5 separate regions of the Homo sapiens genome follow, and all the other regions are linked to region 2. The links are chromatin loops, found by intact Hi-C in ENCODE. Cell type or tissue: mammary epithelial cell. All regions are shown on one strand. Links, peaks and the distances in the headings refer to the core of each region. The heading gives the core; the rest is flanking DNA. Region 1 overlaps LARP1B (La ribonucleoprotein 1B). Region 2 holds the start of LINC02615 (long intergenic non-protein coding RNA 2615). Region 3 has its middle 36 kb from the start of PGRMC2. Region 4 has its middle 67 kb from the start of PGRMC2. Region 5 holds the start of LARP1B (La ribonucleoprotein 1B).

Region 1 (6,291 bases), core at 720-5,719, 240 kb after region 2:
CAATCAAAATGTATAAGACACACAAAAAGAAAAAATAAAATTCAGGAGACAATGAATAGAACCAGACTTACAGATAACTCAGTACTAGCATAATCACAAATGAACTTTAAAATAACCATGATTAATATGTTGAAGACTCTAATGTAAAAGATGAACATTCATGAAGAGATGGAGAATTTCAGCAGAAAAAAAGAAAACTTTTTTTTTTTTGCGATGGAGTCTCACTCAGTTGCCCAGGTTGGAGTGCAGTGGCCCCATCCCAGCTCACTGCAATTTCCACCTCCTAGGTTCAAGCGATTCTCCTGCCTCAGCCTCCTAAGTAGTTGGGATTACCAGTGAGCGCCACCACATCCAGCCAAGAAAACTTTTTTTTTTTTTTTTTTTTTTTTTTTTTGAGACAGAGTCTTGCTCTGTCGCCCAGGCTGGAGTGCAGTGGCGAGATCTTGGCTCACTGCAAGCTCCGCCTCCCGGGTTCACGCCATTCTCCTGCCTCAGCCTCCCGAGTAGCTGGGACTACAGGCGCCCGCCACCATGCCCGGCTAATTTTTGTGTATTTTTAGCAGAGACGGGGTTTCACCGTGTTAGCCAGGATGGTCTCAATCTCCTGACCTCGTGATCCGCCCGCCTCGGCCTCCCAAAGTGCTGGGATTACAGGCGTGAGCCACTGCGACCAGCCAAGAAAACTATTTTTAAAAAGTCAAATGGGGCCGGGCGCGGTAACTCACACTTGTAATCCCAGCATTTTCGGAGGCCGAGGTGGGCGGATCACCTGACATCAGGGGTCCAAGGCTAGCCTGGCCAACACGGTGAAACCCTGTCTCTATTAAAATACAAAAATTAGCCGGGTGTGGTAGCGGGCACCTGTAATCCCAGCTACTTAGGAGGCTGAGGCAGAAGAATCGCTTGAACCCAGGAGGTGGAGGTTGCAGTGAGCTGAGATCGTGCCATTGCACTCCAGCCTGGGCGACATGAGTGAAACTGCATCTCAATAAATAAATAGTCAAACAGTAATGCAAAATATACACAACACAATATCAGAAATGAATACTTCTTTGATGGACTTCTTAGCACACTAGAACAGCTAAGGAAAGAATCAGGAAACCTGAATATAAATCAATCAAAATTACACAAAGTGAAATACAATTTAAAAGGAGTAAGAGGCCAAGCGCAGTGGCTCACGCCTGTAATCCCAGCACTTTGGAAGGCCAAGGCAGGCGGATCTCCTGAGGTCAGGAATTCACGACTAACTTGACCAACATGGTGAAACCCTGTCTCTACCAAAAATACAAAAAATTAGCTGGGCGTGGTGGCTTGCACCTGTAATTCCAGCTACTCAGGAGGCTGAGGCAGGAGAATCGTTTGAACCCAGGAGGCAGGGGTTGCAGTGAGCCAAGATCACTCCATTGCACTCCAACCTGGGCAACGAGAGCGAAACTCTGTCTCAAAAATAAAAATAAAAATAAAAAAATAAAATAAAAAAGGAGTAGGAGAAAAAGCAGATCAGAGCATCCAACAGCTATGGGTATTATCAAATGGTCTAACATATATGTAATTTGAAACCCAGAAGAAGGAAAAAAAGAAAACAGGGCAAAAAAATTTATGATGAGTCAAAAATTATTCTAACAATTTAAAAAGCCATAAATCTGAAACCATCAGAGAACCAGAGCAGGATACTTTATAGGTGTGTGTATGTGTTTGTGTGTGGGTGTATTAATAACAGGCAAATATCTATTACGAACCTACTAAAGAAATCTCCCAGATTCTCAATGGCATTTAGAAAGTTTTTAATAGATATATATGAAGGATTTAATGTGCTAAACTATCTACTCAAACTATATGTGTGTATGTGTGTATGCACATGTGCACATATATGTATGTGTATATACATGTACACATAACTGTCTAAAGAAAAATAATAACAAAGTATAGCACAAAGAATGGGGGACTGGGTGTGGTGACTCATAACGGTAATCCCAACACCTTGGGAGGCTAAGGCAGGAGAATTGCTTGAGCCCAGGAGTTCAAGACCAGCCTGAATTACATAGCAAGATCTTGTCGCAACAAAAATTTTTTTAAAAATTAGCCAGCTATTGTGGTGCACACCTGTAGTCCCAGATACTTGAGGTTAAGGTGGGAGGACTGCTTAAGTTCAGGAGTTTGAGACTGCAGTAACCTGAGATTTTGCCACTGCACTCTATCCTGGGTGAAAGATCGAGACTCTGTCTCTAATTTAAAAAAAAAAAACAAAGAAACAAACAGAGAAATGGGGAGAAATAATGAAAATTTAATGTTGTAAGGTGCTTATACTACACATGAAGTGGGATAAGATTATTTGAAAGTAGACTGTGGTACGTTAAAATGTATAAAGCTGGTCCTCAACTTAAAAGATGGTTTCACTTACGGTTTTTCAGGTTTATGATGGTACAAAAGCAATATGCATTCAGTAAAAACCATAGCTCAAGTACCATACAACCATTCTGTTCTTCAGTTTCAGCAAAGCATTCAATAAATTACATAAGATATTCAACATTTTATTATAAAATAGGCTTTGTGCTAGATTTTGCCCAACTATAGGTTAATATAAGTGTTCTGAGCACATTTAAGGTAAGCTAGGCTGAGCCATGATGTTCAGTAGGTTAGGTGTATTAAATGCATTTTCAACTTATGATATTTTCAAGCTACAAAGGGTTCATCAGGATGTAACCACATCATAATTCAAGGAACAGCTGAATTATATGGGCATATCTCAGAGATATTGCTGGTTCAATTCTAGACCACCACAAAACAGCACATATTGCAAAAAAGCAAGTCACATGAATATTTTGGCTTCCCAGTAAATATAAAAGTTATATTTACATTATACTGTACTCTACCAAGTGTGCAATAGCATTATGACTTAAAAAAAGTACATACCTTAATTTAAAAATACTTTATTGAGACAATGATGTCACCAAAATGGCAGAGTAGAAGCAATCTGGCTTCACTCTCCCACAGAAAGCCAAAAACAAATATCTAGCACAAAGCTTATCATCAGCAATATCCCAGAACTCAAATCTGAGGCTGATAGTACCCGTGAGCCACAGAGAACTGAAAAACTCCAAGCAAACAGTAAGAGAAATAGCCTTCTCTTTGCATGATGCCTTTTCTGCAATCTGCCAGGCCCTGTGCATGAAAAATTCCTCCCAGACTCAGCTTCTTCATTGGAAAAAGTTAGATGGAGGAGGACAGCCAGCTTTCCCACCATCTTGGGTTCCCTTGCAGGAAAACTGTTCCTGCCTCAACCCATAAGAAGTATAATATCATGAGGGCTAGCAGGGAGAAAAAAAAATCATGAAGGCAGAAAAAGAGGGGAAGCAGGAACAGAAACCCTAGCCCTGAAATTCTCCTCTTTATTTCAGCCAAAAGAGATGCCATATCAGAGTGGCTGTTCAGCAGGACCACACTGTAGGAGGTATGATCCATGAGTTTTCTGGGTACAAACCGTTTGCCAGCCTTACCACACAGTTGGGGTAATCCCCTTTGCCACCCCCACCATCTGACAGGCAGTGCTCCAATGTTTGTGAGAGCCAAGGCAAACTTGGGCTTAAGGCGCCATCTAGTGCCCAAAAGGAGGCACTGATATACAATAGTATTAAGGGAACTCACACGCTACTGCAAAGAATCTCTAAGAAAACATACCTTAGAAAGACAAAACAAGCAAGACAGCAAAGACTGGGATAAATAATAAATCCTTTAAAGCAAAGCCACAAATGTACATCCACGAGAAACAACAGCAAACACGGAACTATGACATCCCCAAATGCACAAAGCAAGGAGTCAGGGAGAAGAAAAGCAATGTGTGAGGTCTCAGATCAAGAACAAAATAACAGTTCTACAGACACTCAGCAAAATCCAAGATAACACAGAGAAGCAATTAAATTTATCAGAGAAATGTAACACAAAGAGATTGAAATTAAAAAAAAAAATCCTGGAACTCAGAAATACGTTTTCTGAAAAATGGATTACAGGCTCTCACATTGCAAGAAACAATCAGTGAGCTCAAATACAGCCTATTGGAAAATACAGTCAGAGGAGAAAAAGAAAGGAATGAAGAACACCTGCAAGATATAAAGAATAATCTCAAAAGAACAAATGTAAGAGCCACTGGCATTCAATGATGAGTTAAGAGCAAGGAGTAGTAAGCTTATTCAAAGAAATAACAGAAAACATTCCAAATCTAAAGAAAGATATAAATATCTAGGTACAGAAGGTCAGAAATTACCAAATATATTTTTATTAGTCCATTTTCACTCTGCTATAAATAATACCTGAGGCTGGGTAATTTATGAGGGAAAGTGGTTTAATTGACTCAGTTCCACATGGCTGGGGAGGCTTCAGGAAACTTACAATCGTGGTGGGAGGGGAAGCAGGCACCCTTACACTGCAGCAGGTGAGAGAGAGTATGTGTGAAGGAGAAACCGTCAAACACTTATAAAACCATCAGATCTTGTGAGAACTCACTCACTATCACAAGAACGGCATGGGATAAGTGCCCCCATGATCCAATCACCTCCTACCAGGTCCCTCCCTTGACACATGGGGATTATGGGAATTACAATTCGAGATGAGACGGGTGGGAACACAAAGCCAAACCATATCAATATTCAATCCAAATAAGAGTATCCCAAGGCAAATAATAATCAAACCTGAAAATGTCAAGGACAAAGAGAAGATCCTTAAAACAGCAAGAGAAAAAAAATAAAAGAACATATAAAAGAGCTCTGATTTTTTTGGCAAGAGACTTTTCAACAGAAACCAAACAGGCCATGAGGGAGTTAAGTGACACATTCAAAGTGCTACAGGATAAATGGAAACAAAAACAAAACCTGCCAACCAACTATGCTGTACCCAGCAAAGTTTTCCTTCAAACAGGAAGGAGATATAAAGTCTTTCCTAGACAAAAGCTAAGGGAATTCATCACTACTAGACCCATCTTTTCAGAAATGCTAAAGGGAGTTCTTTAATTTGAAAGAAAACAAACTTTGATGTGCAAAACCAAAAATGTTTGAAGGTATAAAACTCACTGGTAAAAGTAGACAAATTCAGAATGCTCTAATGCAGTAATTGTTACATGTAATCCATTCATATCTCTAATATGAAGACTAAAAGACAAATCTACTGAAAATATTAACAGCAACCTGTTAAGAGATAGGGAAGATAAATAGATGTAAATTAAGACAACAAAATGTCAAAATGTGGGAGGATGGAGTTGAAGTGTAGAGTTTTTTAGTTTTTCCCTTGATTCTTTCCTTTTCTTTGTGATCAAAGTTAAGTTGTCATATGTTTAAAATAACTTACAGCTATGGCTTTGGTAAGCCTCATGGTAACCACAAAGCAAAGACTTATGATAGATACACTAAAAATAAAAAGCAATGAATTAAAACATACTCCCAGAGAAAAACCACTTAATCACAAACAAAGGCAGTAAGAAGGAAGTAAGGGAGGAGTTACAAAACAACCAGAAACCAAGTAATGACATACTGCGTAGTAAGTCCTTATCTATCAATAATAATACTGAATGTAAATGAACTAAATTCTCCAACCAAAAGATATAAGCATGGCTGAGTGAAAAACTTTTAGAAACAAGATCCAACTATATATTGCCTACAAGAAACTCAAATCACCTATAAAGACACACATAGTCTGAAAGTGAAGAATGGAAAAAGACATTCCACGCAAATGGAAGCAAAAAAAAAAAAAAAAAAAAAAAAAAGTAGCCATACTTGTATCAAACAAAATAGAACAAGTGAAAGTCTGTAAAAAAAAAAAAAAAAAGGACACGGAAGGTCACTGTATGATGATAAAGGAAAGGATCAATTCAGCAAGAGGCTGTAACAATTTAAAAATATATGCACCCAATTCTGGAGCACCCAGATATATTAAGTAAACATTAATAAATCTAGAGGAGAGATAGACTATAATACAAATAATAGCAGGGGGCTTCAACACCCATCTCTCAATAATGGACAGATCATCCAGACAGAAAATCAACAAAGATACAATGAAGTTAAACTACACCTAGACCAACTGGACCTAGTGACATTTATAGAACATTTCACCTACTACTGCAGAATACACATTCTTCTCATTAGCACATGGAACATTCTCCAGGATAAAACATATGTTAGGCTACAAAACATGTCTCAACAAATTTAAAAAAGTCAAAATCATATCAAGTATCTTTTCTGGCTACAACAGAATAAAAATAGAAATCAATAACATGAAGAATTTTGGAATCTACACAAACGTGGA
Region 2 (6,291 bases), core at 806-5,805:
AACCATCATTCTCAGGAAACTATCGCAAGGACAAAAAACCAAACACTGCATGTTCTCACTCATAGGTGGGAATTGAACAATGAGAACACACGGACACAGGAAGGGGAACATCACACACCAGGGCCTGTTGTGGGGTCGGGGGAGGGGGGAGGGATAGCATTAGGAGATATACCTAACGTTAAATGACGAGTTAATGGGTGCAGCACACCAACATGGCACATGCATACATATGTAACAAACCTGCACATTGTGCACATGTACCCTAAAACTTAAAGTTTAATAATAAAATAAAATAAAGACTTCAATCTAAGACCTCAAATTATGAAATTGCTACAAGAAAATATTGAGGAAACTCTCCAGAACATTGGTCTGGGCAAAAATTTCTTGAGTCGTACCCCACAAGCACAGGCAACCAAAGAAAAAAATGGACAAATGGGATCACATCAAGTTAAAAAGCTTCTGCACAGCAAAGGAAACAATCAACAAAGTGAAGAGACAACCCACAGAATGGGAGAAAATATTTGCAACACCCATCTGTCAAGGGATTAATAAGCAGACTATATAAAGAGCTCAAACAACCCTATAGGAAAAAAATCTAATAATCCGATTTAAAAATGGGCAAAATATTTTAATAGACATTTCTCAAAAGAAGACATGCAAATGGCAAACAGGCATATGAAAAAGTGGTCAATGCTACTGATCATCAGAGAAATGCAAATCAAAATTACAAGATATCATCTCACTCCAGTTAAAATGGCTTTTATCCAAAAGTCAGCCAAAAACAAATGCTGGTGAGGATATGGAGAAAAGGGAACCCTCATATACTGTTGGTGGAAATGTAAATTAGTACAACCGCTATGGAAAACAGTTTGGAGGTTCCTTGAAAGACTAAAATAGAGCTATTATGTGATCCAGCAATCCCACTTCTGGGTATGTACCAAAAGAAAAAAATCAGTATACTGAAGAGATATCTGCACTACCATGTTTGTTGTATCACTGTTAACAACAGCCAACATTAGAAGCAACCTAAGTGTTCATCAATAGAAGAATGGATAAAGAAAATGTCATACTTATACACAATGGAGTACTATTCAGCCACAAAAAAAAGAATGAGATTCTGTTACTTGCGACGACATGGATGGAACTGGCTGTCATCATGTTAAGTGAAATAAGCTAGGCAGATAAAGAAAAACATCACATGTTCTCACTTATTTGTGAAATCTAAAAATCAAAACAATTGAACTCACAGAGATAGAGAACAGGATAGTTACCAGAGGCTGGGAAGGGTAGTGGGAGGGCAGGGAAGAAGTGGGGTTGGTTAATGGGTACAAAATAAAATAGAAAGAAAGAGTAAGACCTAGTATTTGACAGCATAACAGGGGCACTATAGTCAACAATAATTTAATTGTACATTTTAAAATAACTAAAAGCATAATTTTAGTTATTTTAAAATAACTAAAAGAGTAATACAAAGGATAAATACTTGAGGGGATAAATAGCCAATTTTGTATGACATGATTATTATGTGTTACATGCCTGTACCAAAACATCTCATGTACCTCATAAATATGTACACCTAATATGTACCCCTCAAAATTTTTTAAATTATTTTTTAAAATGCAACCCCATTCACAAAAGCAACACAAAGAAGTACCTAGCAATAGAGCTAAACAGGGAGGTAAAAGATCCCTACAACAAGAATTACAAAATACTGCTGAAAGAAATCAGAGATGACACAAAGAAATGGAAAAATATTCCATGCTCATGGATAGGAAGAATCAATATTGTTAAAACAGCCATACTGTCCAAAGAAATTTATATGTTCAATGCCATTCCTATCAAGCTACCAATGACATTTTTTACAGAATTAGAAAAACTATTCTAAAATTCATATGGAACCAGAAAAGTGCCCAAATAGCCAAAGAAATCCTAAGGAAAAAGTATAAAGCTGGAGGTATCACACTACCTAACTTCAAATTTTACTACAAGGCCACAGTAACCAAAACAGTATGATACTGATACAAAAACAGACACATAGACCAATGGAACAGGTTAGAGAACTCCGAAATAAAGCCAGAAACCTACAACTGATAATCAACAAAGTCAATGAAAACAAGCAATGGGGAAAGGATGCCCTATTTTATAAATGGTGCTAGGATAACTGGCTGGCCATATGTAGAAAATGGAAACTGGACCCCTTCCTTACACCATATACACAAATTAAGATGGATTACATACTTAAATGTAAAACCTAAAACTATGAAAACCCTAGAAGAAAACCTAGCAAGTACCCTCTGGACATAGGCCCTGGCAAAAATTTCATGACAAAGACTTCAAAAGCAATTGCAACAAAAACAAATATTGACAAGTGGGATCTAATTAAACTAAAGAGCTTCTGCACAAAAAAGGGAATTATCAACAGAGTAAACAGACAACCTACAGAATGGGAGAAAATATTTGCAAACCATACACCAAAGGTCTACTATCCAGAATCTATAAGGAACTTAAATAAATTAACAAGCAAAAAACAAACAACCCCATTAAAAAATGGGCAAATGACGTGAACAGACATTTCTCCAAAGAAGACATACATGCAGCCAACAAGCCTATGAAAAAAAGCTCAATATCACTAATCATTACAGAAATGCAAATCAAAACCACAATGAGATACCATCTCACACCAGTCAGAATGGCTATTATTAGAAAGTCAAAAAATAACAGATGCTGGTGAGGTTGTGGAGCAAAGGGAATGCATACACACTGCTGTTGGGAACGTAAATTAGTTCAGCCACTGTGGAAAGCAGTCTGGAGATTTCTCAGAGAATTTAAGACAGAACTGCCAGCAATCCCATTACTGGGTATATACACAAAGGAACATAAATAATTTTCCCATAAAGACATGCATGCATATGTTGATCACAGCACTATTCACAATAGCAAAGACATGGAATCCACTTAGATGCCTATCAATGGTGGACTGGATAATGAGCATGTGGTACATATTATATACCACAGAATACTACGCAGCCATAAAAAACAGTGAAATCTTGTCCTTTTCAGCAACATGAATAGAGCTAGAGGCCAGTATCCTAAGCAATTTAATGCAAGAACAGAAAATAAATACTTCACGTTCTCACTTATAAGTGGAAGCTAAACATTGAGTACACATGGACAGAAAGAAGGAAACTAAATACCTGGGCCTACTTGAGGGTGGAGGGTGAGAGGAGGGTGAGGATTGAAAAACTACTTGTCAAGTACTATGCTTATTATCTGGGTGATGAAATAATCTGTACACCAAACCCCCATCACATATAGTTTACCCATGTAACAAACCTGCGCATGTACCCCTGAACCTAAAATAAAAGTTGGAAAGGAAAAAAAAAAAAAGAAGAGAATGCTAATGGATACGGGAATATGAAGCAGCCACTGTCCCCAGGGCTGGGATACAGTGCCCAGGGAAGGGTCCCCAGCCACTTCCCAATCCAGGGTTGAAATCCATACCTCACTGAAGAAGGAAGAATCCAAGTTCAGTGAATGGCAGAGATATCGCTGTGGTGTCATACTGACCAAACTTGCTGGAAACCTGCTCTCTGGAACTTGCTGGAAATTCCTGACACTTTTTAGGGTGTCAGGAAAGGCGTTCACAGGGAGATGTCACATTGGAGCATTCCACAAAGTCACCCAAGAAGAGGTGAAAGAGTACGCTGCTGGCCACTGGGTGCTGCTGGTTGCCAGCAGGACCCAGGTGCTGGAGAAACCACAGGCATTCCAGGAGCTTGCATATAAAAATGGTCAGACCAGGAAGCAAAGCCCGTTCCTCCTATCATGTCTCTCATGCACCCTCTACCGACAAAGATTAACATGGTGCCATCTGGCAAAGAAAAATATTTAAAGGGCCCATATCCATTTTCTCAGAGCATGCAATGAAGAGTGAATTTGTAGCTGTGAGGCAATAAATTGATACCCTATATGTCCTTCAAGACGAGAACATCACCTATTCTTTGCTGAGTTTGGTTCCAGAAAAGTTCAATGTTGTAATAATTATCTTCAACAAAAATGCATAGTTTGTTGGTGTAAATTCTTCCAAGAAGCATATAAAAGGGTGGTGAAAGGATTGTGGAGCTTTCCAGATCCAGAGACCCGCTATGAAGGATATCAGCTGCAGCCACGTGCCTCATGAGGATCAGCACAGAGTAAGAGAAGCCATGCTGATTTATCCTGCATCTGCTCCCATCCTCTGAGGACACCTTGCTGCCCATCAGATTTTACATTCTTGCCTAACTAATTTGAGAACATAATCTAAGCTTACTCTATGTGTATACTGTTGTCTCCTCCACCGAGCTATGTTCTACTGAAATGCTACAGCATGCCATGGAATGTTGTGCAACCATTACACATGTTATTTAAAAAGAGTTCATGATTAAATGGAAAAATGCTTGTGTTATAATTATAAGTGAAAAGGGTAGGATGCAATATTATAATATGTGAAACAAACAACACTACATAGAAATAAAGAGCAAAAAGAAATACCCCCAAATCAATCACTATCTTTAGGTGGAATCAGAGTAATTTTCTTCTTCTTCCTATTATTTTTCTGTAATTTATGTATTTACTATAGTGACCACGTACTGGTTATACCTTTGGGACAAAACAATCTATCTAACAATAACAACAACAACAATAAATATATATATATACTTTTAATTTATTTATTTACATTTATGTGTGTATCTTGAAGTCTTAAACTGAGCCAAGGTTTGGGAACCAGAATTTGACAGAGTTCCATATAGAGTATCTGAACCAGTTCTTTATAGTTTACACAAGCTAAGGCGACTGCGACCCAATAGCAGTTTGGCCAATTGAGATAGACAAATTGTCTACCCTAATGAGATAGAAAACGGCAATATATTTACCAAAAAAAATGAATTCCATTCCCTGAACTTTTAGAATTATTGAGATCTATACACATATTTGAGTAGGATATAAGAGAATATCAAATATAAAGAATTAATAAAACAAGCAGGAAATAAAATATTAGCAACTTTCTTCCTTATCAATGAGACAAGCCAATCTCCTTATAGTTTTAACAGCAGTTTGGGGGAACCGTCTAAACACTGCACTCTTAATTTAGGCACATATTTCCTGAAAACTTATATTTACATTTGCCAAAACAAAGCAGTAATTTCCCCCCAAACCATGGCTATTGCTAGAACCATGAACTTCTAAACTCAACCTCCATAATTCCTCTGCAGAAACTGGCAGCCACACCTCTCAATCCTATAATAACGTGTAAGAAAAAAAGAAACCACATAATATGAAAGATATTCAAATAGCAAATAGTAAGGATTATAAAATTACAGACTAAGTATCAGACTCTACACTATCTGTGGACTCTGTTTCCCAGCACATCGTTTTTTAGGAGCAGATGATCTAAACAGCCCAGCTGAATGAAACCTACTGGAAGGCAGTGGATGACCTCATGACATCTAAGCATCCCTTCCAGTTCTAGGACTCCATTATTTAGCAGAGATCTGATGCACAGGGAACATGTTAGAAAGAAGCATTCAGTCTGTAACAGCATTTTAAATGGAAGAAAACTTGAGTCTGTGAGGAAGAGGAATGCTAAGTTGATCTCAGTTCGCCTAGGAATGTCCTGGTTTTAGCACTGGAAGTTCTCCATCTCAGGAAACCTCATCATTATGGGAAAACCAGAATGGCTAGTCATCTTACTGTTTGGATCTGACAAAGATTAGCTTCTTTGGGTTCCCGTGCAAATTAAAAGCTTTAATTAACTAAGCCTCATAAACCTTTAAACTAGTGATACTGATTTCTGCCTCTTTCATCCAGCTCCATGTAAGCACATTCTCATTATCGCCCACACAAGGGCTGGACTCTATGGGTCCTTCCGAATGGAGATCAGGAGAAGCTGTGAATGGTTAAATCCTGAAAATGTTTGAAAAAGAAGCTTCTTCTTACCTTTATTAACTATAAAGTGGCAAGCTCTCCAGGAGAAACAGGCCTTCTTTGGGGGGTTCTCTGACTATATAACAAATGTGTTCCCCAAATCCTATAAACTCACATTCAATTATTGATGAATGTTCTCTTCAGGACACACTATTCAACAACCCAGATTACTCAATAATCAATCCTATTATTTACTTGCTACTTTTTAAAGGCAATAAAAGGGATACAAATACATGATCTACACAATGCTTTATTTTCCTGTTTCCTCTCAGCCACTTCTCTCTGGTGTTTCCATGTCTCTATCAGTCTCTGTGATTCCCAGAAAAT
Region 3 (6,291 bases), core at 920-5,919, 110 kb after region 2:
AATTCCTTGAGCTACCTAATATCTTTTAATAAATCCACTTTTGCTTATTTTTGGACTATTTGGAATGGATCTGTTGTTCATAATCAAGAATGTTGACTATTATACTCCTCCCTTTTTCTTGACTCCTTTCATGTGTTAACCTCAATCTCGTCTCATGCAGACTTTTTCCACATGGTAGGGAAAGGACTACCAGCAGTCATTAACTGGCATTTTCCAGCTCCATAACCCAAAAGGCGAGTCCCCTTCCATTTCAGCACCAAATTTAAAAGCTTGGGAAATAACAATAGCTACCATTAGTATAGCCATTAATATAGCATTTACTATAAACAGACACTAAGATGGTCTATATTTACTTTTTTTTTGAGATAGTCTCACTCTGTTGCCCAGGCTGGATGGCAATGGCATGATCATGGCTCACTGCAGCCTCGAACTCCTGGGCTCAAGTGATCCTCCAGCATCAGCCTCCTGAGCAGCTGGGACCAAAGGTACAGGCCACCACACCCGACTTTTTAATTGTAGAGATGGGGTCTTGCCATGTTGCAGGCTGGTCTTGAACTCCTGGGCTCAAGCAATCCGCCTGCCTCAGCCTCCCAAGAGCTGGGATTACAGGTGTGAGCCACCGTGCCCAGCCAAACTCATTTAATCTTTACCACATCTCTAAGAAACAGGTACTATGATTTTTCCTCATTTTTCAAAAAGGGAAATGATACAATAAATTTCTCAAGGTCATATAGCTAGGAAGTAATAGAATCAGAATTTAAACTCAAGCAATTTGACTCCAGAGTCTGTGCTCCCAATGCAGGGACATTCCAACACAGAAGTGCAGTAAAGATTTTATTCCTACCTCACTGGTTTCCCTTTCCAGAACAAGCAAAGGTCTGAAAAGGGAAGCCAGAGGAAAATCAGATAAAATCTGGAGGAAAATGTGATGGCTTAGAGAAGAAAGGGTTTCAAAAAAGGAGATATGTATCTACTCAATTAGAAGTTACCCTTCAAAACATGTCATATATTCAATTATCTCCATGTGTAAATTATTGAGAGACTGCAGAGAAATTTCCAAATGAAAAGTTACATCATTGAAGAGTAAAGTGAATTTTGAATAGGCTTTCATTATCTATTAATAATCATAACTTCAGAATTATTGACTAACATGTTTCATTTGTGAAGCAAACAATAAACATCATTAAGCATGAAAAAAAGAAGGAAAGAGAGATCAACTGTGTCAGATGCTAGTGAGAGGCTGAATTAGATTCAGACAGAAAATTGACCACTATATTAGATGCTATTGATAAACTGGATAGGATCTATTTCAACAGAGTGGTGGGTACAAAAAAGTGTACTTGGAATGGGCATATGAAAGGAAAAAAATGAGAAAGTAGAGACAGAAAGTATAAACAAATAGTTTGAAGACTGTGAAGAGAGGGAAAGAAATAAAACATATGAGGATGATGTGACGTCAAGGGAGATATAGTTTTATTTTATTTTATTTTTTTAGGTTCCCTCAAATCATGGGATTCAAGGGATGATTAATAATAAAACATGTTTGTATATCATTAGGAATAATTCCATGATGAAAAAAAACAATAATTAAGAAGAGAGAGGGTAACTCCAGTATTGAGGTCCTTGAGTAAACAAATGTGGATGTGATGTGATCTAAGACGCTAACAGAGGGGCTGGACATCAGAAGTAGAAACACTACTTCCAGTGTTCAGAAAGAAACATAAAATACATGGAGGGTACAGATGCAAGTAGATTGGTAGGTTTAGTGATGGGAAGATGAGGCAATTCTAAGTTAGCTACATTTCCTTGGCCGAGGTTATTGGCTGAGAGTGAATGGGATGAAAGAATGGAGGTTTTAGAAGAAAGATTGTCCTAGAGTGTAGGAGGGTGAATGTACCAAGGAAGTGAAACAGCATCATCTAGCAGCATTGGATTCCATTTGGGATTTACAGTGGAAAACTTTAGGCAAGTCCAGTCATCATGGTTGTATGAATTTCCTCTAGTAACATTAGTTTCTCAGGTGTAGTTACAGCATAGGAGGATAACTGGGTTTCACAAGGGGTGAGTTTTTTCAGATGTGTTCAGTGGAGAGAAAGGAAAACAAGAAAGTTCAGGTTTTCTGCAAGAATCTGGCTCAAGTGCCAGACCATGGAAGCTAGCTTAACAAGAAGATAAATAACAATATGAAAGTTAGGGAAATTAAAAAATAAAATCAGCAGGATCAATGGATTGAATGTCCCTATAGGGTCAAAGAACAGTTCCAAGGGAACTGGTAGGAGTGAGATAGAGACTCAAAATGTGATAATCAGACAGCAGGATAGTGATTGCTGTCCAGAGATTTTAAAGGCTATTGGTATTGACTGTTAATAATGTCTATGGTGTGGCTGTAAGAATGGCAGTGGCTGGTTGCAGTGGAGTGAAGATATTTGAAGTAGAGAAGTTCAAGAAATTGAGAGACCAGGGTACTGGGTGGATAATCTACAAGGACAGCAAAACCAACAGGATTGTAGGAATAATGGAGGAAATCAAATACAATAAACTAGATGATAAAGTCATCAAAGAATGATGAGAGACAGCAAGAGATTCTGAAAGATGACAACTATTAGAAGAGAGATTAGGTGGTAAAGTCTGAAGACATGAACTCAACAGACTTAGGGTTTTCAAAGTCAAAAGAAGGATAGATAGTTTGGAAGGATCAATAGGAAGAAAAAAGATACTTACTCTACCTACAGCCAAATAAAGGTTTACCAGAAAGGGGTCCCGATGCAGACCCCAAGAGAGGGTTCTTGGACCTTGTGCAAGAAGGAATCCAGGGTGAGTCCACAGAGTAAACTGAAGGCAAGTTCATGAGTGAAGTAAAGAAACAAAAGAATCGCTGCTCCATAGACAGAGCAGCCCCAAGGGCTACTGGTTGGCTATTTTTATGATTATTTCTTGATTATATGATAAACAAGGGGTAGATTATTCATGAGTTTTCTGGGAAAGGGGCAGACAATTCCCAGAATGGTTCCAAAAAGGGTTCCTCCCCTTTTTAGAATGTATAAGGTAACTTCCAGACGTTGCCATGGTATTGTAAACTGTCATGGCACTGGTGGGAGTGTCTTTTAGCATGCTAATGCATTCAGTTAGTGTATAATGAGCAGTGAGGATGGCCAGGTATCACTTTCACTGCCATCTTGGTTTTGGTGGGGTTTGGCTGGCTTCTTTATGGTGTCCTGTTTTGCCTGAATCTTGTGATACCAGTCCTGCTGACCTCCTATCTCATCTTGTGACTACAAATGCCTAACCTCCTGGGAATGTGGTCCAGTAGGTCTCAGCCTCATTTTATCCAGCCCCTGCTCATGATGGAGTCACTCTAGCTCGAACACCTCTGACAGAAAGACAAGACATCTTCCATTTGGGAGGAAACTGCTTCTAGGAAAGAAATTTCCTCAGGGAACAGCCAAGTTTCAGTTAGAGGAAGAAGGGGAAGCAAATGTTCAGAGAGCAGTTTTGGGATGTAGAAAAGTTTGGTAATGGAAAACCAAGAATTATAGAGGGCAGTGGAGGAGTCTGAGATTGCAGAGCAGCATAAACAAGATAGAGTGGGGAAGGTAAAAAGCAGTGTTGAGACAAGCGATAATGATCTAGGAGGTGTGGACTTCTAGCACTGAGGTTATTGGAATGTGGGGTATGTTGTGAGCTGTCCTGGAAGGCTAGAGGAAGCTGAGTAACCAGTGTTATCCAGAGTGTTTAGCCAAGAGGTGTGGGTCATTGTTTAGTCCCATATCTCACAGAGGCGTTTGGGCCTGGGGAATGGAAGAGGGCCTCCTAGAAAAACAGCTCATCATGGGTTGTAAGCTGTTCAATGAGCAGTGCTGGCTGGGGAGGAGTTCTCTCTAGAAGCACTACTTGCTGTTGGGACCTCCAGACCCTGGTCTCTCTTTTCATTGCAGTACTGTCACAGCCTGAGCATCAGTGGGGCCACAGGTCGCTTCACCAGGTGAGAGGTGCAGAAAGAAGAGCCATAGTGGGTCTCAGAGCAGAAAGTTTTGGGGCAACTGGAAAATGAGACCACATGAGGAGCTGGGGCCATTAGTCTCTCTCTCTGGAAAGAGAAAAGGAGTTTCATTGTTTTGTTTTGTTTTGTTTTTGTTTTTGTCATCTGGCATTACAGCCTTATCTTTAACCAAGTTTTCTTTGCTCCATTTTTCAAGTTTCACTACCCTGAATTTTGCCTCTTTCAACCCCAGAAAAGTCCTTTTCTTCCTTGACCACGATTTCAACAAATAATACAAGCTAGGTATGACTGAACTACCTTCACGCAACACTTTGAACAAACTCCAGTGATATTTGAGACTTCAGACAACTACTGCTCTCTTATCATCCTTTGCTGCCATTCCATCAAAACAAAACAAAGTAGACAAAGACATGACTCACAGATGACTGATTGAGGTTAGACATACAGATGGATAGATAGACAAATAGATAATAAATAAATGAGAGAAGGGAAGAGGAAGAGTGGGGAGGGGAGTGGTAAGGAGAGAAGAGGACAGATTTGGTCATCCCTTTGATGGCTGGTAAAATGTCTAGATATTCTTTGGAATAATTCAATTCTACAATCTTATCAAAAGGATAATCTTATTTAGAAACATAATCAGCAAAACTAAAACTAATTTCCCAATTCCCCAACTTCCACATCCAAAAAATTATTACAGCTCCCAGACAAATGCAGATTTGAATTAGGAAAGGCCTAAAGGGAGCATTAGAAGGCACACTGAAAACTGTCTTCCTAACCTCTCAATCAGAACTGATCTTAAAAACCCAAAGCTAGAAGAATCTGTTTGGAGGCAAAAATCAGAGCTCTAGTCCAAAGACCTGTTTAAATAGAAGCTAAATCCTGATCTTGCCTGGAAAATGAGGTTCTTACATCAGGGTTACTCTCATAACAATGAGGAGAAACTGGCATTGTCTCTCGAGGTAAGGCTCCATCGGTGGATTATGGCAGCTAAGGAAGGGAGTCAGGATCAGAGCTTCAAACACAACCAGCTAAGGAGCCCTCATTTAGAATTCCCATTGTGAGTTTACCCCCTGGGTGGCCCATAAGGCTTCCTCTACTTTCCCTTAAACACCACACACACACACACACACACACACACACACACACAACTATTCTGCACCTTTTGAAGCTAGTATGGCAGTTATCCAAGCAAAATGGAAAATTTTTTAAATTCTACAGCATTTCAAAGAATGTTAAATTACCCAAAAAAGTGAGAATTATTTCTCCAGGGCATAGAATTATTTATATAGCTACCATAACTTTTAAAACAATGTTGATGTATAATGACATTTGTTCCATTAAAAAAAAATCTCCCCTGGCCTTTTCAGGTTCATTGTTCCTTGATTAGTTGATCCAAACTAAGCATTCCAGACATTGTTGTACAATAGCTCCATTCTGTATTCCAAAATATTTATATGGTATGACACACTTGAGCTATGTTTGCCTATGGTAGTTAGGTTTAGAACCACTTTAGAACACACACAGACCTATAATCCAGCCAGTGTTCCAATTAGACTTTTCAGAACTCCCCATCCCCTCCGTACTCTTCTCAAATCTGTTTCTGCTGGCCAGGTGCAGTGGCTCACGCCTGTAATCCCAGCACTTTGGGAGGCCAAGGTGGATCACTTGAGGTCAGGAGTTCAAGATCAGCCTGGCCAACCTGGTAAAACCCTGTTTCTACTAAAAATACAAAATTAGCTGGGAGTGGGGGCGCACGCCTGTAATCCCAGCTACTCCAGAGGCTTAGGCAGGAGAATGGCTTGAACCTGGGAGGTGGAGGTTGCAGTGAGCTGAGGCCGCACCACTGCACTTCAGCCTGAGTTAAAAAACAAACAAACAAACAAACAAAAAAAACAACAATAAGAAAACTACCTGTACATATCTGTTAAATTTACATGTATATATCTTTAAGAAATCACATATTGGAATTTGGTGTTTTTGAAACTGCTCATTATGACCATTTGTCCATGTAAACAAAATGCAGCTTTCAAGGCTTCTCGGTGACATATCTCTTAGGAATTGGCAAAAAGGCTTTAGAAAATAGATATTTGGCTGGGCATGGTAGCTCATGTCTGTAATCCCAACACTTTGGGAGGCTGAGGTAGGAGAATCACTTGCCTCCAGGAGTTCAAGAGCAGCCTGGGCAACATGGTGAGACCCCATCTCTACAAAAAAATAAAAAATTATTTAAGCATAGTGGCACATGCCTGTAGTCCCAGCTACTCAGGAGGCTGAGGTGGGAGGATCGCTTG
Region 4 (6,291 bases), core at 430-5,429, 210 kb after region 2:
ATCACCTGAGGTCAGGAGTTCAAGACCAGCCTGGCCAACATGATGACACCTGTCTCTACTAAAAGCACAAAAATTAGCCAGGTGTGGTAGCGTGCGCCTGTAACCCCAGCTACTCAGAAGGCTGAGGCAGGAGAATCGCTCGAAGCCATGAGGCAGGCTGTTGCAGTGAGCCAAGATCGCACCACTCCACTCCGGCCTGGGTGACAGGGCAAGACTCCATCTCAAAAAAATTAAAATAAATAAGTAAATAACATAGTTGAATGGAAAAATATGACAAGTATGAAAAGTTTCAGGAATAGTCATTAGAGATTGGTTCTAGGAAATTGTGCCGATATGCTTTAAAGTGAATATAATGGTATCAAGTTCATTTCAATACATTCATGCACCAAGTCAAAAACTGTATTGTATGTAATCCACAAACTTTAAGGTTTTGAAAATAAATTTTTATTAAATAGCTAAATATTACCTAGAATATGAGAACCTCCATCCAGGCTTCCTAGAAACCTATACTGTAATCTTCAAAATAATAAAACAGGCCAGGCGCGCAGTGCTCACGCCTGTAATCCCAGCACTCTGGGAGGCTGAGGAGAGAGGATCAATTGAGGTCAGGAGTTCAAGATCATCCTGGGCAACCTGGCAAAACCCCATCTCTACAAAAATAGAAAAGTTAGGCGGACATGGTGGTGCATGTCTGTAGTCCCAGCTACTCGCGAGGCTGAGGCACGAGAGTCGTTTGAACCTGGGAGGCGGAGGTTGCAGTGAGCCGAGATCTCACCACTGTGCTCCAGCCTGGGAGAAACAGGGAGACTCTGCCTCAAAAAAAATAACATAACATAACATAACACATATAAAATAAAATAAAATAAACATGTAGTGTTTATTAAAATGTAGAACAACAATAAAGCTGGCTGAAGATCAAGATAATCTGGTGGTCCGAGAAGTTACCTGCCTCCCCTGCGGGCTCTGCCTGTGGCCTAGATAAACCAGCTTTTTGCCTTCAGTGGTGGGCAGACACCAATGTAATTTGCTATTTCCACAATCCTCAATTGGAATGTCTATTGGAGACAGGTCTTAACACAAGTAGAGGAAAAAGCTGGTACAAATTTACCTGTAATAAAACTGACTTAAAGAGTAAGTTATTCCCCTTCTTGGGAATAAAGACAACTTCTCACAATAAAGACAACTTCTCTTGGTGGGAGGTAAATTTTTGTTGAAGTTGTTATCTAAAAGTTATTAAAAATGTCCCAGGGCAGAAAAAAAGTAAACAGAAATATGGTTTGTAAGATGCAAGTCAAACTTGGAAGTGGCATTGATGTGGGGTGGGGCGGCGACTGGAGTGTCACTGAGCCCAGGAGAGGTCACAGGAAGGCAGATTCTCATATCCTGCTTAGGAACTAGATGTTTATGATGAGCAGAAGTAATCGATCATGGTGATTCTGGGAAAACATAATAAGCAAAATTGTTAAAAAACAAAGGGAAAGAACTAAAACTGAAGGTGTGATTTCAGATTCATGGTAACTGCTTCATGGAAATCATGCTCTTGTCACTTGGTCAAGGTCAGTAGAAATAACGGCATCTAAGCAACTCTACTACTTCTCACATGGAAGTCAGTGAACCACCACAAGGGCAGAAAAGCATTCATAAACCACTATGTTAGGACAATAAAACAATTAAAATCAGACTTTTCCTTACTAATTAAAATGTTTTAAGTAGATTAATTTCCCATGAAAATTTAAAATTATATTCACAGCCTACTGGAGAAAATACCTTGCAATACCTGGAGATAATTTGTCCAGTGCTTAGCCCTAATGATAGCTCATGTTTACTAAGTGCTTACTGTACCACCATGCACTGTGTTACATGCTGTGCATTTATTCTTCAGGACACTATGAGGTAAGTGTAATTTTGTAGATAAAGGACTGTAACTTAGTGAGAGGGGCCAGGATTCAACTCATGTTTCTAACAAATAAGCTGTCTCTAGAGCAGCAGTTAACTAAATTTTGGCTCTCACAGACCCTTTCCCTTAAAGTCCATCCACTGACTCATTAAAATAAGTCTCACCTCAGATTATACTTAAAGGCATTCAACTGGAAACCAGAAAATGTTAACATTAAGCATTACAGTACTGTGATAATGTTTGTGTTACAATAAAAGTCTAATGAATCTTAAAACACATGGAGAAAGGTACTCAATTTTGTAGACTTGGAACACTATCTGGAAAAAAACAAAACAATAGCAGCGGATTCTGGTTTCTAGAATTTATTGAAGCTAATACGTGCAGTATATTGTTAGAAACCATTCTATTAACCAAAGTATTTCTCAATTTGCAAGGAAAAAACAGGCTTATTGTAAAGAACTCAGAAAACTGACACAGAGTGTAAAGTCAGAATTGATTCCTATCAATTAACCTTGTGGGATATTTCCTTCAAGCCGAACAGTTCAGAATCTTCAGTTGTCAATAATAACCCTAAATAAACTAATGCAAAATTTCTAAGCAAATTCTAAATAAAATGCTCAGTTTCATTTGTATTTTACCTTATCTAATTCTAGGAAAACATTTAAACACATGGATGATATTTGTTTCCTAATCAAAATTTCCTCCCAAAAGATTTAGCATATATTGTAAATCATTTATCACATAATTTATGTTTTTAAATACTCCATTAGACCCTCCATTACTGCAGAGGATGCCTATCATCAAAAAAAAATGCAGTCTTAACCACAAGAATCCAATCTTGATTTATAATACTTAAGAATCATTGCAGTTGAGTTCGAAAGTCAGGGGTTCTGTGTTCTATTTCACGCTGTTAAAGAACAATCTGGTTAAGATGAAGAGCCTGGGCTCTGAAGCCAGACTACTGGAGTTCAAACGCTAGCTCAGCCATTCAACTAGTTGTGTGATAACACTTTGTTCTAGTTACAAGATTAACAACTAGTTTTAAGTTTATCGTGTTTTAGGTAGGATCCATTCATTAACTTGCTGTGTGACTTAACTACATGGCTTAGGTTAGCCAGGAGATATACCTTAAAATCTGCTTGCTTTGTTCACATCTCAAGAGTTAAAAAAATAATGCTAATGAAGTACTTCAAACTCTTAAGTGAAAGGACAATACCAAAGCAAAAGTATTTCCATTTTTAACTATACACAAGTCTTAATGTTATCATATATATTTACTAATAACCAAATAACTAATGCAAATTTACCAATAACTAGGGCAATGCCTAACCACGTAACGAGTTGTGAGACACACATATGACTATTAGGAATGCAAGAGTAATTGATATAATTATATGATATCACCACAAGATGGAGTAAGAGGTCTCAAAAACACACACATACTCACTTTCCTGTCAAAAGTCTACAGATCTGACATTCCGTTTTGCCATCTCATGGTGATATAATTAGGTATTACTCTATCGGATCAGCCTCCTATGCAAGAATAAAATAAAAATAATAGTTACATAAAAGCCAAGAAATTAGTTGAAGGAAAAGATTAAACACACAAAGGAAAGTGGTGACACTACTTTGTAAAATGGCAAGAAGCATACAGAATGTCAGAGTGGAGTTCCAAACTAACATAAGCTTAAAAAATAAAATCTAGCCAGGAGCAGTGGCTCACACCTGTAATCACAGCACTTTGGGAGGCTGAGGTGGGTGGATCACCTGAGGTCGGGAGTTTGAGACCACCCTGACCAACATGGAGAAACCCTGTCTCTATTAAAAATAAAAAATTAGCCGGGCGTGGTGGCACATGCCTGTAATCCCAGCTACTCAGGAGGCTGAGGCAGGAGAATCGCTTGAACCTGGTAGACAGAGGTTACAGTGAGCCGAGATCGTGCCATTGCACTCCAGCCTGGGCAACAAGAGCGAAACTCTGTCTCAAAAAAATAAAATAAAATAAAATGTATTTCAAAGCTAAAATAATATAAACATAACCCCCTTCCTAATTCCATTTATTTATTTATTTATTTATTTATTTATTTATTTTATTATACTTTAAGTTTTAGGGTACATGTGCACATTGTGCAGGTTAGTTACCTATGTATACATGTGCCATGCTGGTGCGCTGCACCCACTAACGCGTCATCTAGCATTAGGTATATCTCCCAATGCTATCCCTCCCCCCTCCCCCCACCCCACCACAGTCCCCAGAGTGTGATATTCCCCTTCCTGTGTCCATGTGATCTCATTGTTCAATTCCCACCTATGAGTGAGAATATGCGGTGTTTGGTTTTTTGTTCTTGCGATAGTTTACTGAGAATGATGGTTTCCAATTTCATCCATGTCCCTACAAAGGACATGAACTCATCATTTTTTATGGCTGCATAGTATTCCATGGTGTATATGTGCCACATTTTCTTAATCCAGTCTATCATTGTTGGACATTTGGGTTGGTTCCAAGTCTTTGCTATTGTGAATAATGCCGCAATAAACATACGTGTGCATGTGTCTTTATAGCAGCATGATTTATAGTCATTTGGGTATATACCCAGTAATGGGATGGCTGGGTCAAATGGTATTTCTAGTTCTAGATCCCTGAGGAATTGCCACACTGACTTCCACAATGGTTGAACTAGTTTACAGTCCCACCAACAGTGTCAAAGTGTTCCTATTTCTCCACATCCTCTCCAGCACCTGTTGTTTCCTGACTTTTGAATGATTGCCATTCTAACTGCTGTGAGATGATATCTCATAGTGGTTTTGATTTGCATTTCTCTGATGGCCAGTGATGATGAGCATTTTTTCATGTGTTTTTTGGCTGCATAAATGTCTTCTTTTGAGAAGTGTCTGTTCATGTCCTTCGCCCACTTTTTGATGGGGTTGTTTGTTTTTTTCTTGTAAATTTGTTTGAGTTCATTGTAGATTCTGGATATTAGCCCTTTGTCAGATGAGTAGGTTGCGAAAATTTTCTCCCATGTTGTAGGTTGCCTGTTCACTCTGATGGTAGTTTCTTTTGCTGTGCAGAAGCTCTTTAGTTTAATTAGATCCCATTTGTCAATTTTGGCTTTTGTTGCCATTGCTTTTGGTGTTTTGGACATGAAGTCCTTGCCCACGCCTATGTCCTGAATGGTAATGCCTAGGTTTTCTTCTAGGGTTTTATGGTTTTAGGTCTAACGTTTAAATCTTTAATCCATCTTGAATTGATTTTTGTATAAGGTGTAAGGAAGGGATCCAGTTTCAGCTTTCTACATATGGCTAGCCAGTTTTCCCAGCACCATTTATTAAATAGGGAATCCTTTCCCCATTGCTTGTTTTTCTCAGGTTTGTCAAAGATCAGATAGTTGTAGATATGCGGCATTATTTCTGAGGGCTCTGTTCTGTTCCATTGATCTATATCTCTGTTTTGGTACCAGTACCATGCTGTTTTGGTTACTGTAGCCTTGTAGTATAGTTTGAAGTCAGGTAGTGTGATGCCTCCAGCTTTGTTCTTTTGGCTTAGGATTGACTTGGCGACGCGGGCTCTTTTTTGGTTCCATATGAACTTTAAAGTAGTTTTTTCCAATTCTGTGAAGAAAGTCATTGGTAGCTTGATGGGGATGGCATTGAATCTGTAAATTACCTTGGGCAGTATGGCCATTTTCACAATATTGATTCTTCCTACCCATGAGCATGGAATGTTCTTCCATTTCTTTGTGTCCTCTTTTATTTCCTTGAGCAGTGGTTTGTAGTTCTCCTTGAAGAGGTCCTTCACATCCCTTGTAAGTTGGATTCCTAGGTATTTTATTCTCTTTGAAGCAATTGTGAATGGGAGTTCACTCATGATTTGGCTCTCTGTTTGTCTGTTGTTGGTGTATAAGAATGCTTGTGATTTTTGTACATTGATTTTGTATCCTGAGACTTTGCTGAAGTTGCTTATCAGCTTAAGGAGATTTTGGGCTGAGACGATGGGGTTTTCTAGATAAACAATCATGTCGTCTGCAAACAGGGGTAATTTGACTTCCTCTTTTCCTAATTGAATACCCTTTATTTCCTTCTCCTGCCTGATTGCCCTGGCCAGAACTTCCAACACTATGTTGAATAGGAGCGGTGAGAGAGGGCATCCCTGTCTTGTGCCAGTTTTCAAAGGGAATGCTTCCAGTTTTTGCCCATTCAGTATGATATTGGCTGTGGGTTTGTCATAGATAGCTCTTATTATTTTGAGATACGTCCCATCAATACCTAATTTATTGAGAGTTTTTAGCATGAAGGGTTGTTGAATTTTGTCAAAGGCTTTTTCTGCATCTATTGAGATAATCATGTGGTTTTTGTCTTTGGCTCTGTTTATATGCTGGATTACATTTATTGATTTG
Region 5 (6,291 bases), core at 636-5,635, 370 kb after region 2:
AAGAAAGAAAGAAAGAAAGAAATTAATTGTGGGAGAACAGTGCAGAGTCAGTGTTGGGAAGAGACCATGGTTACTACACTATGCCAGGTCTGAAAGATGGTCTTCCTGCCAGTGCAGAATGGATTCCATCCAAAGACAGAAAGAGTTGCCTACACAAGACAACAGCAAAACTGAAATTTCCATGAACCATACCATACAACTAGTATCACAGTGTTCTTAATCTCCAGTGAAGACTGGAGAATGAAGGCACCAATAGCTTAACTGTTAAATATTTTTCACAGGTCATTTGCAATTAAAGTTCCCAAGGCTTACCTTGACAGTTTTTAAAGTTCTATTATCATTATTATTATTATTAATATTATTATTTTAAACGTGGTCTTGCTATATTGCCCAGGCTAGAATGCAGTGGCTATTCACAGGCACTATGACAGGACACTACAGCCTCAAACTCCTGGGCAAAACTGATTTTTCCTGCCTCAGCCTCCCAGGGAGCTAAAACTACAGGCACACACTACCATGTATGGCTTCGAAGTTTTAAAATCTATGATACTGGTTTTATGATCAACAAAGAGTTCCTACTTGGTAATTCACTTAATTGTCTGTAAGTCTAGAAGTAGAGAGGTGAAACAGCAAATAAGATGATTCACTAGGGTTTTCTTTCTTTGCTAAATTTTAGAGTGCTTGCCACTGGGCTTTAAAAAAGAAAAAAAAGAAAAACTTTATGAGGTCTTCACTTAACCATGTTCTCTTTAGTTAGTAATAGGAGTAAACAAACAGCTCTTTATAGCGAGGAAGGAATTATGCCAATATTAAATCCAGAGCAAACTTTTTTTCTGCAAGTGTCAAAATTTATCAACAATTAATGAGGAGTATTTCTGTGCAAAGGCAAATGAATGAATTAACTCAACACATATCTCCCTCTTTGGAGAGTTCCTCTGAAGAAATGTTAACATAACATAATGGGTGCTTGTAACAATCACCGTACTTTTTTTTTTTTTTTTTTTGAGACTGAGTCTTGCTCTGTCACCCAGGCTGGAATACAGTGGCTCAGTCTTGGCTCACTGCAACCTCCGTCTCCCGGGTTCAAGCGATTCTCCTGCCTCAACCTCCTGAGTAGCTGGTATTACAGGCACGCACCACCATATCCGGCTAATTTTTGTATTTTTAGTAGAGACGGGGTTTCGCCATGTTGGCCAGGCTGATCTCGAACTCCTGACCTCAGGTGATCCACCCGCCTCGGCCTCCCAAAGTGCTGGGATTACAGGCGTGTGCCACCGCGCACAGCCAATCGCCTTACATTTATACCACCTCTTCATCGCATTTGATCCTCACAAGCCAGTAAACACGCTCAAATATTTCTTGTTCTGCTGCTAACCTTTAATTTTAAATAAAAATGAAGACTTGCAAGTAAACAGCTGTCATTTGCATATAAAAAGTTCAAGTCATTTACAACTTAATTTAGAAAGATACGGTTTTGTTTTTTTGTGTTTTTTTTTGAGACGGAGTTTCGCTCCTGTTGCCCAGGCTGGAGTGCAGTGGCGCGATCTCGGCTCACTGCAACCTCTGCCTCCCGGGTTCAAGCGATTCTCCTGCCTCAGCCTCCCCAGTAGCCGGGATTACAGGCATGCGCCACCACGCCAGGTTAATTTTGTATTTATAGTACAGACAAGGTTTCTCCATGTTAGTCAGGATGGTCTTGAACTCCTGACCTCAGGTGATCCACCTGCCTCGGCCTCCCAAAGTGCTGGGATTACAGGCGTGAGCCACCGCGCCCGGCCAGATACTGCTTTTTGTCATGGTTTTTATTTCCATTTTAACTTTTTTTTTTTTTTTTTTTTTTTTTTTTTTGAGAGTGGGTCTCACTCTGCCGACCAGGCTGGAGTGCAGTGGCGCGATCTCGGCTCACTGCAACCTCCACCTCCCGGGTTCAAGCGATTCTCCCTGCCTCAGCCTCTCAAGTAGGTGAGATTACAGGCGCCCGCCACCACGCCTGGCTAATGATCGTATTTCTAGTAGAGACGGGGTTTCGCCATATTGGCCAGCCTGGTCTCGAACTCCTCACCTCAGGTGATCCGCCCGCCTCGGCCTCCCAAAGTGCTGGGATTACAGGCGTGAGCCACCGCGCCGGCCCATTTTTACTTTCTTAAGTTGCAGTTACTACAATCAAAATAAAGCACCGACGGCCATACAGCATTGGTCAGCATTCAAATATAGTGGCATAATCTTATCTCCTCTAAAGGGAAGGAGAGCTGACAATGTTAGAAAACCATTTACCTAACGTGCAATCCACGCTCGCATGTCAACTATCCTATTTCAATTATTTTCCAGCACACTTATAACTTAAAGCACTTTATTTTTTTTAATTATACTTAAAGTTTTAGGGTACATGTGCACAACGTGCAGGTTACACATGTATACATGTGCAGCCATGTTGGTGTGCTGCACCCATCAACTCGTCATTTAACATTAGGTATATCTCCTAATGCTATCCCTCCCCCCTCCCCCCATAAAGCACTTTAAAAACCACATTTAAAGTCTCATTTTTAATATGACTGCTCAGCAGTGTTTTGAAAACCTTTTTTCATCTTATTTCACAAAAGACTACAATCGCGCTTCCACTTACGAATAAATCCCCTTGCTCTGACTTGCTTCAATCCTTTTATGTAAAAAAAAAAAAAAAAAAGTCTACCAAAACTTTCCCATACGAAGCACTGCAGTATCTAAAGTTAGCTACTTTCCCAAGTCACTAACACTGGGGACAAAACACAATCGCAACCGCGCCAGCAGGGATGCGCCGCCAAGCTACCACCTCCGTGCCCCCATCAGGCAAGGAGAACCTGAGGTCCCACCTCTTCCTGCCGCTCCCTTCCCAGATGCCCATGTCTGTAAATAGGCAGAGTGAATGACACCTTGGAACAAATTACCTCCGACTGACAGGGAGGGGAGGCCTGCCGTTACCCGGGCCTGGTGCCCGCTACCGCCGCCACGCGCCGGCAAGTCCCGCAAGTCGCCCCTGCCCGCACCCTGCCAGTGCCCAACGCAGAGCAACCACAGACCTGCCTCCAGGGTTTCCAGCGGGGGCGGTGGCGGACCTGTCGTGTCTGGGGACAGGTGCTGGGGAGGCTTTTTGGTCCAGGGATTTCCCTTAGGCGGCAGCAGCGGCGGCTGCCGCTTTTCCGCAGGGCCAGCTGCCACCTCTTCCCGGGCGTCCTCGGCCGGCGGATCCCGCAGCAACGGCGGCAACGGCGACGGCGGCGGCGGTGGCGGTGGCGGCTCCCCGCCGAAAGGGCCCCCGGGCCCACGCGCCTTGTGCGCCAGGTGCAGCGCCAGGGGCCTCACGGGGACAGCCGCCTGGGGCACGCTGCGTCCCAGCACCAGCGCCGGCGACGGCTCTCCCCGCGCCCCAGCGCTAGTGGCGGCCGCGGCCCTCTCCTCCCTCGCCGCCTCTTTGCCCTCACATTCGGGCGGGGGCGGCTGCTCGGCCGGCCGGTTCGCCGCGGCCAACAGCGACTCCCTCTCAGCAGTCACCGCGGGCGGATCCTCCCGAGAATGGGCGGCGGGCATCGGGGCGCGAGTAGACATCGTCCCTCTGCCCCAGCCGCCCCAGCCGGGGTGGCCCCGAGGCCAGGGAACCCGACTGCCCGTCTCTCCGCCGGGACACCGGCCGGCTCCAACTGGGGACAGACAACCCGAGAGCCCGGCGGCCGTGGCCGCCGCTGCCGCCGCCCGCCGAGGCCGCGCAGCGCCCGGCGTGACGCCCCTCCCCGCACCGAACGGAGCGCCAACCGCCCGCCGGCCCCGTCCTCTCCGCGACGCACGCCCCGAGCCCGCCACCACGCGCCGGGAGCCGCAGCCGGGAGCCGCGAGCCCTCACCTGGCGCAGGGCAGCCGCGGAGGCGCAGCACGCCGAGGCCGAGGAGCTTTACCCGAGTTGGGGAGGCGCGAGCAGCCAAAGCTGGTAACTGCCCGCGGAGGCGTGGAGACGGCGAAGAGGGGCGGCCCGAGAGCACGGGGCGGGGCCTCCCTGAGGAGCGTGACGTGGCTACTCACCGGGTCCTTCTCTCGCCGGGCCTCCCGCGGGAGCTGACGGATTCGCCCGCCCGGGTGCCGCCCGGCCCGAGGGTCTGCCCCGCCCCAGCTGCCCTCCGAGTGCGAGGGAGGACGAAGGGGACGACTCCCGGCTCACTGGCTGAGGCCGCCCCGACTGCAGGCTCAGGGGCGGAGCGCGCACCAGGCCTCTGTGGCTCGCGGCTGGCTCGCGGCCTGCCCCCGCGGCGACGGCGGCCAAGGGCCTGGGCGGGCCGCGCACATGGCGCTGGGAGGACCGAGCGCTCGATTTGCCCTTAGGCCCTAAAGCTGGGTCGCAGCTAGGCTAAGGGAGGGGACGCGGTGTCGACCCCCGGCCTGGGGCAGCTCCCAAGTGAAGTGGGCTCCGCGGCCCGGCCGCTTGGCCCGCTGGCGCCCGGCGCCTCCCCCAGGTGAAAGTTGCCTCCTGGCGCCTCGGGGCACCGCGATCACCTGTAATCTTGAGCCACGTCCCAGATGAAGGGGGAGTTACCTCTCGGTAACTGTTTAGGAAACCTTTGCCCCAGCGTTCGGCTTAGTGCGCTTCCCCGCCCGCATTCCCACCCACCAACTAAAAGAGTTCTAAAGCGTTCCTGAGTAAATTAAATAGTATTTCGCCGGCTTTTAAAATTTTTTGTTACCTGTTTCTTTAATTTGGGTAAATAGCACTTAATTACAAATTAACCATATTCCCAATAGGTTTTTTCTTCCTGGAATGGATGTTAAAATGGTACAAAGACGTTTTGATAATAAATCGGATACGAGCTTTCTACTTGGCACTCACATTCACTTAGAGATGATACTCGTTTCATTTTTGAGTCAGTGTTTGTGTCCTGGTGCAAGGTGGCTGAGAGCAGGTTCCGCCGCTGATTTTTTTCCGAGCCCCCCACCAACCCCATAGCCTTGTTAAATAAATTATCTGTGCTCGCCTTATGTTTGGGCTTTCAACCCCCACCCCCCACCCCACGCCCAATAAGTCGCTTCAATTACATTCAACTTGACGTTAATATTTTTTGCTTACTCAAAAGCCGTATTCGGCACAAATAATTTTCCTAAGGCTAATAACCTATTCATACATAACAGCTATAAACAATAAGGGTTTTCTTGTTTTCCGTGTCAGTGATCTCCAGTTTGCCCAACCCTAAGCAACCTGGCGAACCTTGTTGCAATTAAAAGGGGATTGTACTTCCACCTATATTCCCATCCATCTTTACTAGCTCTGTTATTAGTGGCGCTTTGTATTTTTTATTGGTGGTGGTGATGGTGGTGGTGGTGGTGGTTTGAGACAGAGTCTCACTCTATTGCCCAGGCTGGAGTACAGTGGCGTGATCTCGGCTAACTGCAACCTCTGCCTCCCAGGCTCAAGAGATGCTCCTGCCTTAGCTTCCTGAGTAGCTGGGATTACAGGCGCGCCACTACCACCCGGCTAATTTTTGTATTTTTAGTAGAGACGGGGTTTCATCAGGTTGGCCAGGCTGGTCTTGAACTCCTGACCTCAAATGATCCACCCGCCTCGGCTTCCCAAAGTGCTGGGATTACAGGCATGAGCCACCGCGCCCGGCATTTTTTTTTTTTTAAGAGGTAGTCTCTCTCTGTCGCCCAAGCTAGAGTGCAGTGGCGCGATCGCGGCTCACTGCAACCTCTGCCTCCCGGGTTCAAGCGATTCTCATGCCTCAGCCTCCCGAGTAGCTGAGATTACAGGCGCCCACCACCACACCCGGCTAATTTTTGTATTTTTGGTAGAGACGGTGTTTCACCATGTTGGCCAGGCTGGTCTCGAACTCCTGGCCTCAAGTCATCCCCCCACCTTGGCCTCTCAAAGTGCTGGGATTACAGGCGTGAGCCACCACGCCTAGCCTCACACCTCTGTAAAGTGTCCTTTTAATAATAAACTTAAAATTCCAAAATTTGAGCGTTCCGTCTGATTTTAGTTTCATCTGACTGACCCAATTTGCTGTAATTAACCTCTATCTTGTTACTTCATTCTGCCTCTGCAGCTACGTGCCAGACTCTTCCTCTGCTTCATAGTTCAAAATTAAGGATAAAAGACTGCTTGACCCTACTTATTTTTTCCAGCCAGATTATACAATTCATTAGCCAATCTGTGGATTATCTGCCCTTGGGTAGGGTGTTCACCTGGTCTGGAAGAACAAATTATTTGGTTCAAAACACTGCCATCAGCCAGGCGAGGTGGCTCACGCCTGTAATCCCAGCACTTTGGGAGGC

Evidence for each region. Hi-C counts contacts between places; a loop is a spot of excess contacts. Peaks named below come from ENCODE experiments on the same cell type or tissue, not always from the same donor. Only the 100,000 strongest peaks of a DNase experiment are listed, where the experiment ranks them.
Region 1: it touches region 2 in a loop (16-fold over the local background); 9 of 110 quality-filtered maps call a loop at or near these places.
Region 3: a loop joins it to region 2, with 2.6 times the contacts of the local background. A loop is called at or near these places in 2 of 110 quality-filtered maps.
Region 4: it touches region 2 in a loop (5-fold over the local background); 4 of 110 quality-filtered maps call a loop at or near these places.
Region 5: a loop joins it to region 2, with 5 times the contacts of the local background. A loop is called at or near these places in 2 of 110 quality-filtered maps.

The regions. Positions count from the first base shown.
Region 1 is chr4:128,188,786-128,195,076 of GRCh38, reverse strand. The region is part of intron 15 of LARP1B (La ribonucleoprotein 1B); the gene reads right to left. Among named protein-coding and RNA genes, the nearest start is that of PGRMC2, 96 kb to the left of the region's middle. In mammary epithelial cell, for the core only: a CTCF peak has its summit at 3,593 (motif pointing left); a DNase peak (open chromatin) is centred at 3,556.
Region 2 is chr4:128,425,509-128,431,799 of GRCh38, reverse strand. LINC02615 (long intergenic non-protein coding RNA 2615) reads right to left here and starts at 3,784. Exons shown (of 9, transcript NR_125882.1): 1 at 3,502-3,784. In mammary epithelial cell, for the core only: a CTCF peak has its summit at 3,741; a DNase peak (open chromatin) is centred at 3,789; H3K27ac peaks cover 571 bases.
Region 3 is chr4:128,320,622-128,326,912 of GRCh38, reverse strand. No RefSeq gene overlaps it. Among named protein-coding and RNA genes, the nearest start is that of PGRMC2, 36 kb to the right of the region's middle. RefSeq lists an enhancer at 4,740-5,302. In mammary epithelial cell, for the core only: no CTCF peak of the experiment used is centred there; DNase peaks (open chromatin) are centred at 3,702 and 4,392; H3K27ac peaks cover 2,412 bases.
Region 4 is chr4:128,217,494-128,223,784 of GRCh38, reverse strand. It overlaps a transcript of LARP1B not described here. Among named protein-coding and RNA genes, the nearest start is that of PGRMC2, 67 kb to the left of the region's middle. In mammary epithelial cell, for the core only: a CTCF peak has its summit at 3,322 (motif pointing right); no DNase peak of the experiment used is centred there.
Region 5 is chr4:128,058,985-128,065,275 of GRCh38, reverse strand. It overlaps LARP1B (La ribonucleoprotein 1B), which reads right to left and starts at 3,964. Exons shown (of 20, transcript NM_018078.4): 1 at 3,875-3,964. RefSeq lists enhancers at 2,882-3,740, 3,741-4,599 and a silencer at 3,058-4,557. In mammary epithelial cell, for the core only: a CTCF peak has its summit at 3,075; DNase peaks (open chromatin) are centred at 2,905, 4,085 and 4,505; H3K4me3 peaks cover 2,792 bases; H3K27ac peaks cover 2,498 bases.